Regions from separate parts of the Homo sapiens genome. Here all the other regions are linked to region 3. A link is a contact called in ENCODE Hi-C or POLR2A ChIA-PET data. All regions are on one chromosome and are shown on one strand. The core of a region is the stretch at or near the end of the contact, and the rest is flanking DNA. Distances in the headings are between cores, read along the strand shown. Region 1 overlaps NFIA (nuclear factor I A). Region 2 overlaps NFIA (nuclear factor I A). Region 3 overlaps NFIA (nuclear factor I A).

Region 1 (2,700 bases), core at 4-2,503, 33 kb after region 3:
AGACTACCTCGTCTGACGATCAGAATGCTGTGCTTTCTTGCCAGCAACCTTGCCTTTGCGTTATTTCTGAGTGGGCTGAGAGTCCATAAGTGAATGCTTTAGAATAAGCCAAGCAAATGAATGTACAAGCAAAAAGAAAAGAGGCACCATATTGATTTGTTGTCTAGACAGAAATGTATCTGCTAACACATCACCAGACATTAGTCAAAGCTGCCTGTTCTGGCGCAGATATGCAGAATCAGGTATTTCTGCAAGTGAAAAAAATCGGTGACAGGATGGTGTGACATACTATCCTAAATTGGCCAGTAATAATTATGGCTAGTCTGTGACTTCATGCACAGTTATTAGTAGAAAAGGAAAATCAAATTTGGCTTTATGCTGGTCGTTGTTTATTATTATTGGCCTTGAGATACAGCTTTCCACTGTAAACATCTAATCCTATATTTGAAATAAAATTTCTGATTTTTAAAAATCACTTTTACATTTGGAATGCCATTTCAAATTGTGATTATTTGGTTTATTTGAGGAAAAATAAAAACATTCATGTGAAGCTATTGAACACTGTTTAGCTTTATACCAAGATAAGTGGGAAAGATAATGACTTGCAGAAATAACAAACCATAATAAACTGTACTTTCAGCATCTTGAGTTCAAGTACTGGTCAACTTGATCTAAAGTGTTACAAGACTGTATTTTTCAAAAATATCAACTTAGTTGATCTGAAACATCTGTCCCCTTCATCTCCCTACCTTTCTCTACCACCCCAAATCATTATTTAAAACTACTTGGTCTTTCTATTTTGTTAACTGTATGAGCCCTGGGGTTAGAATGCACGAGGTGGAATGATCAGCCCACAGAACTTAGAAGGTTATATAGTTCACCCTTGAGCTGATTTATATCCATAAACTTGACAGTTGCAAACTTAACACAAACACTGTTTTTAAACCCTGACTAATCACTCTTAGACCAAGTTAACTTTCCCACAATCTAGAATAAATATGACATTTGCCTGCAGTCAGTCAGCACAACATTAGAGCACAACGTCACATGATCATAAGGTCTCCCCTTGTTATTTTTATATTCGGCTAACATTTCTAAAGAAATGGAAAAAAAGAGGTTTCCTTACATTGAGGAACCCCACCTGTCCAGCCTGCTGACCAGCATCAGGGCAGACAAGTTGGACAAATTCTTTCAGCGTCTCCTGAGGGTGATAGCGGATGGCTGGGTGTGAGAAGTAAGGCCCAGGCTGCTGGATAATGGGTGATGTCGGGAAATGAAGAGTCGATGGTGTTGCATGCGGACTTGCTGCAGGAAAAGAAAACATCAGGGTTATGAAAAGAAAGACCTGCTTTGTCATAGCTGAACCCGATTCAACTTCCTCCTTTATTTCTCTTCCTGGCCCGATTCACAATATTGCTCATGTGACTGAATTTAACACTGGATAGGTCTGACAGATTTTCTTCCTTAAGGCTCTAAGACAAACACGGAGGTTAGATTAGGGTAGAGTTTCAAGCTGTCTTTCTATTTTCAGTGGACATGAGTTATAAAGGCATTAATAATCCTTGGTGAGGCTGAAGATTATTCATTACCTTAAGAGCCTTTTTAATGAAGCAAGCAATAAAAAATGTATTTGGTAGATTAGACCTGACTTAACTGACATTACATATGACAAATTCTAGTTTGCACATATGGATCCCCTTTCACGCTGAGCTATCCATAGACAATAATTCATTGTTAAACCTCTTATACCCCTTTCAAGGAAATTTCTAGGGACTAATTCAGGATGAAAATTTTTTGAAGTATGTAGTAAATGATCACTTAATGAGCCCATGCAATTTGGGTGCCTCACTTTACACGGATGGTTTATGTCGCCTTCAGATGCCATTTCAAAGACAAACTCAGAAATGCACATATGTTACAGCAGGGGAACCCACAGGGTAAGCAGGCAGTGACCCCTGCTAAAATGTTGGCCCTGTGCCCATAAAAACTGATAAAAGACTCAGACAACTACTGCTCCCTTACATTTGAACCCTGGTAAATTTCATGTGAACAAGAAGATTACATTAGATTAAAAAAACTTATGTGAGGTGCCTAATAACTTCTCTAAGAGAACTTTTGCCCTTGAATTAGAAGGATGATTGATAAAACTGGCTGGAGGATAAGAGCAGTGCATGGGAAGGTTGCAGATATTCAAACCAAGTCAAGCCAAGATAGCAGCAGCTCTTGCTTCTCAATGAGAGCCAGAGAAACCTCTCCCAAATTAGAGGAGATGAAAGTATTTATCTTTCCTTTCTTCGGTTTAAATCTTTAAACTGAAAATCACAGGAATGTCCACATTTTGGAAAATAAGACCTTTCCAATACCAAGAATGACTCATAATACTGAAGAGAAACTCAGTAAGACAGGCCATCACTTCTACCACTATCCCACTTGCATGGCTAAAGGCTGTGAAAAAGAATGCATCTGTATTAGTTGCTGGGCATAGGTTCTTTGTTCCCTACCGGGATCTCCTCATGATTGGGGCACTTTCTGACTAATGACTGAAATGGCTCATGCTATGGGGTTCAGAGTGACATCTGTAGTTTTCAAAAAGACTGGAAATGGGCGATTGGAGGGGAAGCAACTTTCCAATCCATGTCTTGCAGGTGGTCTGGTGCAACCCTTTAATTTATGCAATCTTTAATCTGCCCAATAAATATT
Region 2 (2,700 bases), core at 126-2,625, 58 kb after region 3:
TTTTTCTAAGCTATATGAGTCATTCCAAATTGTGTTCAGTAGACAAGGGCAAACATATATGGGATTCTAGTCATGTAGTGGCTTTCATCTCTGGAGGCACTTATAAGTGCAAAGTTCAACAAGAAAACCTTGAAAATACAGGTCAAATGCACTATTCACAAAGATTCCTTCAAATTCATCATTGGTATTTGTGGTAGTCAGGCTGGGCTGGTGGCTCATGTCTATAATCTCAGCACTGTGGGAGGCTGAGACAGGAGGATTGCTTCAGGCCAGGAGTTCGAGAGCAGCCTGGACAATATAGTGAGACCTTATCTCTACAAAAAATTAATTTTTAAAAGTTAGCTGAGGCCAGGCACGGTGGCTCATGCCTGTAATCCCAGCACTTTGGGAGGCTGAGGTGGGCAGATCACAAGGTCAAGAGATCGAGACCATCCTGGCCAACATGGTGAAACCGCATCTCTACTAAAAATACAAAACTTAGCTGGGCATGGTGACATGTGCCTGTAGTCCCAGCTACTCAGGACGTGGAGGCAGGAGGATTGCTTGAACCTGGGAGGCGGAGGTTGCAGTCAGCCCAGATCATGCTACTGCACTCCAGCCTACTGACAGAGCAAGATTCCATCTCAAAAAAAAAAAAAAAAAAAAAAAAGAAAAAGAAAAAGTTAGCTGAGTGTGGTGGTATATGCCTACAGTCCCAGCTACTCAGAAGGCTGAGGCAGGAGGATCACATGAACCCAGGAGTTTATAAGCTATCATCATACCACTGCACTCCAGCCTGGGCAACAGAGAGAGACCTTATCTTGAAAAAAAAATTGTGGTACTCAGAATTCTAAGATGGCTTCCTAGTTTCCAGCCTTGTATAATGATGCCTTATATAATCCTCTCCTCTTGCATGTGTGAGATACTTGTGAATATGATAAATGTCATTCTTGTGAATAGGTTATATTATACCGCAAAGGTGATTATATTGATTAGGTTATGTTATATTGCAAAAGACTTCTACAGATATAATTAAGGTCCCCAATCAGGTGAGTTTGAGTTAAGGAAAAATATATTATCCCTGGAGGGCCTGACCTAATCAGGGGAGCCTTGTATAAAAGGAATTAGAAGTCAGAGAGATTCTTCTTCAGGCTTTGAAGAAGTCAGCTGCCATATTGTGAAAGGGCCTGTGACAGCCACATGGTAAGGAACTGCAGGGGCCTCTGGGAGCTGAGTGGGGCCCCTTGCTGACAGCTTTCAGAAAGCAGGGACCTTAGTCCCACATCCACAAGCAACTGAATTCTGCCAACAATCACGAGAGTCAGCAACAGGCCCTTGAGCTCCAGAAAGAAATGGAGTCTGAACAAAATTCTCATTGCAGCCTTGTATGACCTAAGCAGAAGATCTAGTTCAGCCGTGGCCAGGCTCCAGACCCATGGAAACTGTGAGATAATATTAATAACTGTGTGTTGCTTCAAGTTGCTAACTCTGTGAAAATTTGTTCTGCAGTACAGAAAACAAACATGATATTCAAATATAAGACGACTGCAATGCTAGACATGTGTGTATTAAAGATGTTTACTGTACAATAATTACTCTCTATAATTCTGAAAGTTTCCCTTATTTTTACCTAATCCACCCTAGGTTGTATAGTCTTTCACTAGCCTAGTCACCTAGAGAAAACGGTAAGACGTATTCTTAGAAAGGGAACTAAAAAGTGGTAATTTTCGAGGGACATAAATACTTTTGAAAATTTCTACTTCTCCTGATTCTTTCGAGAAACATCAATAACAAAATTAGATTGAGTGACGTGGGAAAAAAACTCAAATTCTTGGGGTCTCCCCTAAGAAGTTAAAATTTGTTTTAGGGAATTTTTCACTGCAATTTGATATCACATAAAATAAAAAGAAGAAAACCAATCATAATTAATTTCACCTCTCCCCTACTCCCAAGTTATGATATTTTTCAGACACTTTGACCAAGAACTCCATAGTGACAATAGTAAAGGAAACACTGCAGGAATCATTAGGAAGTACAAAGCTGTTTTTTCTTCCTTAGGTATCTTCTTAAAGGGGAGATTTTTAGGAGTCAAAGGAGCTACAACATTAATGGGAATGGAAGAGAAGGGAAGGATCACCATAAACTATAATTATTCCAGTGACAACCGAACAACATGCTGGATTTTTCAAAAGGAACTGTAACTTCTCAGTGTTAGTGCTTACTTTGTTAGAGCACCTATCCAAAAATTCATTCTCCTGTTAAAAGTATCCCTGGTAAGTGCTGCTCGGGACAGCAGGACCTTATCTTGTCTGTCGCAGGAGTTTGGGAGATGTAATTCAAGTTGTCAGAGAAGATATAACTGGTGTATGTTCTTTTCTTCAAAGTGACAAAGTCAAGAATAGAAAGTTTAGTTTCAATAATGTTCATTTATAGTCACAAACGGAGAGAAACTCTGAAAGCAAGCAACCTCAGCACTTTAGTTTTTAAATCCAATACAATAAGCAGGTTAGAGAGGACCCCAAAATGTTACAAGTTTAATTGTTCATGACTTGGATAGTGTCCTGTTCATTGTCATCATCTAATTCCCAACAACCTATTTTTATAACTGTTATTACCAGAACAACGATTACACCAAACTTAAAGGCTTAAAGGCAACTGGAAGCCTTCATCCATCAAGTGGCCTCAAGAGAGGCAGGAGGCAGCTACAGAGATTAAATCTCT
Region 3 (2,700 bases), core at 188-2,687:
TCTTCTTTGTGGTCACAGGCCCCTTGTCCTAAAGATAAATGAGCAGCACCCTGCCTCCAGTGCTCACAGAGGTTCCCTCCTGAGGGCTGAAAAGGCAGCACCACACACTGGCTGGGCAGGGTGCTGAGGGCTTTTCATCCTAACTAGACTGAGTCTTTACATAACTCTAAGTGGAATGCAGGCATTCATTTATAATTTTATAGATGTGACATCTGAGGGTCAGAAAGGCTAAAAATTATTCCAAGGTCACATACTGAGATCAAACTCAGGTCTGTCTCCCTCCAAAGCTTCTATTTTTTCCACTACATTATGCTGCCCAGAAGAGGAAGGTACCTCATGACCACAGGTCTCAATGCTACTATTGCCTATAAAATCCTGTATCTCAGGAGGATTGAACCAAGCAAGGCAGAGGTTTCTTCACATATAGAGATCCCACTGTGCCCATCACCTGCTTCCCATCTCCCACAGAATAAAGTCCAAGTGCTTTACTACCCTTGGAAAAAGGTATGTATTTATTCACGACTAGACTCTGATCTAATGTTTCTGCCGTCTACTGTAAACTGACAGATACACCAAACAGAATAGGGTTCTTCAGACACACACTGCTGTTCCTTTGCATGCACTGTTCCTCCTGCCTGGTCTGGAATGTTCTCCCCACCAAGTATATCTGTCTCCTTCAAAACCACTCATGTGTCTTCTCCTCTGGCATATCTTCCATGAGCTCCATGCTTCTCCCCAGAGTTAGTTACTGACTCTTCTGTATGGATTATACCTATTTCAATTACTTCATCGATCACATCTTAGTTTATTTACTTTTCTTTCTGTGAGCTATGTACGGCAGGGATTGAATAATGTACATCTTTAGCCTCCCTTCCAGCTTAGTATGGTGCCAGGAACATAGTAGGTGCTCAATAAATTCTGGCTTCTTTCTCCTCTCTAAGATCAATCATGCAGCTGGCGGGTGGGAGAGATGAGCTAGGAATCCAGGTATTTTGACTCCTAGTCCAGGGTTTCTCTGTGTACCAAGATGTAGAAAAACTCCTAGTCCAGGGTTTCTCTGTGTACCAAGACCATAGGTCCCTCCTATGGTCAGTTCCCTTATTAGACCTACTATGTTATTCTTCTATCCCCCTAGTACCACTCCTTCCCCATATATGCACAGACACACTGCCAGGGACCAATGGAAGGAAGACTGCGCTTGAGAGGGGCAGAAGCTGTATGTCATGAGGGCTGGCCTTATGCTTCCCTTCACTAGTCAAGGCAACAGGAGATATGCAGCATAGTCCAGCCCTGGAGGGCAGCAAAGGGTGCTTCCCACATTATTAAGGCAGCACTGTGAGGGTCCGAGGTTGCCCTGTGCTGAGAACAACTGTGCCTGGTGGCATCCCCATTATCTCAACACATTCAGACTCTGAGGAAGGAGGGTGTTGAGGGTGAGAAACACAGGGCCAGAACAGCCTGTCCTAACCCAGTGTCCCTGCTCCAAGACAAGGGATCCGGCTTATCACAAGCTCATGTGACTCATTAGTTAAATGTGTAAAGCGTTTGGAAAGTGAAAAGCCAATTAGAAGTGCTAAGTTATTTCATCTCTGCTGTAAAGGAAGCAATGTGAGACCTTAAGAAAAATTCTCATGCAAATATTTTGGGGGAGGTGTGTGCTGTGGAATGTAACTCAATGAACAGACTCAATAGAAAGGCTATATCCCAAAAAGACAGGGCACAGATCAAAGAATGTGCCTAAGTCCTCAATAAACAAACAGGAAGGTAAGCAGGTGGGTGTGAGAAAAGTGGCAGGAAGAATCACTGAGACCTCACGTGAGATCTTCGATGGATCTCACATTAGACAGCAAGCTCTGGGCTTGAAACTGTGTGTGTCAGTGGAACTTTCAAGGCCTTAGACTCATTAGAAGCCCTGGGAAAGCCTAGGTCCAAAAGGATTCCTAATGCTGAATCCTTTCCTCATGTGAACAGTCATTATTTAGAGTGTAGAAATATTCGGTAAGGCCAATTTCTTGGGCATAGGATTTTCACAAGCAAGGACTTTGTGGACAGCGAGAACACCACCTGTATTGAGTTCTCTCCTCAAAGTTCATGCAGCAGGGCCAGTCAACTCATTTTCCTGTTCTCTGAACTTGTGTTGACTCAAGCTCTGCAAAACCAGGCTCTTTTCCTTTGCAAAGGAAGCATCTGGTTCCAAGTCATAAAAGAGAAACCCAGAACCTATTGCTGCCTGTTTGGTAAGCACTCTGGAGGGCACCCAGGGGGCACTGTTTCACAGAGCTCCCCTGCAACCACAAAGGCACATATCCTCCAACTCAGCCTTTTCAGAGTCCATGTTTAACCAGCACACGGTGACCCAGCCCCATGGGAGCAGGTCTGCACAAAACGCCAGGACTTCTGCCCAAATCCTGGACCTCAAACAGAGGCTGAAAAGAAATGACCTCTGCACAGTCACGCACATAGCATCTACATCTCCTAAACACATAGGGAGTGTGTGGAGGAAAGGCAGAATAATAAGCCAAGCATTCAGAGACAAGAGGGTCAAGTGCAACTACTGGAGTTGAAAAGTGCATGAAACCTATCAGGGAATAGGAAAAAAGAATATGGCAGATCCTATTAACAGTCTATCCACTACCTATTGCGCCTTCTTCCTTGGGACAATTTTGCTTAGAGAGGCAAATGTGACTGGTCCTAGGTGAC

The links. Hi-C counts contacts between places; a loop is a spot of excess contacts on that map. ChIA-PET counts read pairs that join two places held with the same protein, here RNA polymerase II (POLR2A). Pooled maps may share reads with other maps.
Region 1: a loop to region 3 is called in a map of endothelial cell of umbilical vein, with 3 times the contacts of the local background. The contact joins two enhancer-like sites. A Hi-C loop is called at or near these places in 4 of 168 maps with a recorded cell type or tissue (cardiac septum, endothelial cell of umbilical vein, prostate gland and 1 more), 1 of 37 single-sample maps with no recorded cell type and 3 of 50 pooled maps. POLR2A ChIA-PET finds 5 or more read pairs at or near these places in 1 of 52 experiments (T-cell).
Region 2: a map of HAP-1 shows a loop between it and region 3 (4-fold over the local background). The contact joins two enhancer-like sites. A Hi-C loop is called at or near these places in 10 of 168 maps with a recorded cell type or tissue (HAP-1, Right ventricle myocardium inferior, colonic mucosa and 6 more) and 3 of 50 pooled maps. POLR2A ChIA-PET finds 5 or more read pairs at or near these places in 1 of 52 experiments (activated T-cell).

Annotation. Positions count from the first base shown.
Region 1 is chr1:61,402,709-61,405,408 of GRCh38, reverse strand. NFIA (nuclear factor I A) reads right to left here. Exons shown (of 11, transcript NM_001134673.4): 8 at 1,127-1,305. Among named protein-coding and RNA genes, the nearest start is that of NFIA-AS1, 150 kb to the right of the region's middle. Within about 2 kb of position 1,253, at least 7 of the 41 ENCODE cell types and tissues checked have a DNase peak (open chromatin) inside an H3K27ac peak, as active enhancers do; they include endothelial cell of umbilical vein, where a contact is called at or near this core.
Region 2 is chr1:61,377,352-61,380,051 of GRCh38, reverse strand. All of the region lies in intron 6 of NFIA (nuclear factor I A), which reads right to left. Among named protein-coding and RNA genes, the nearest start is that of NFIA-AS1, 130 kb to the right of the region's middle. Within about 2 kb of position 1,375, at least 3 of the 41 ENCODE cell types and tissues checked have a DNase peak (open chromatin) inside an H3K27ac peak, as active enhancers do.
Region 3 is chr1:61,435,731-61,438,430 of GRCh38, reverse strand. The region is part of intron 10 of NFIA (nuclear factor I A); the gene reads right to left. Among named protein-coding and RNA genes, the nearest start is that of NFIA-AS1, 180 kb to the right of the region's middle. RefSeq lists an enhancer at 1,339-1,840. Within about 2 kb of position 1,437, at least 4 of the 41 ENCODE cell types and tissues checked have a DNase peak (open chromatin) inside an H3K27ac peak, as active enhancers do; they include endothelial cell of umbilical vein, where a contact is called at or near this core.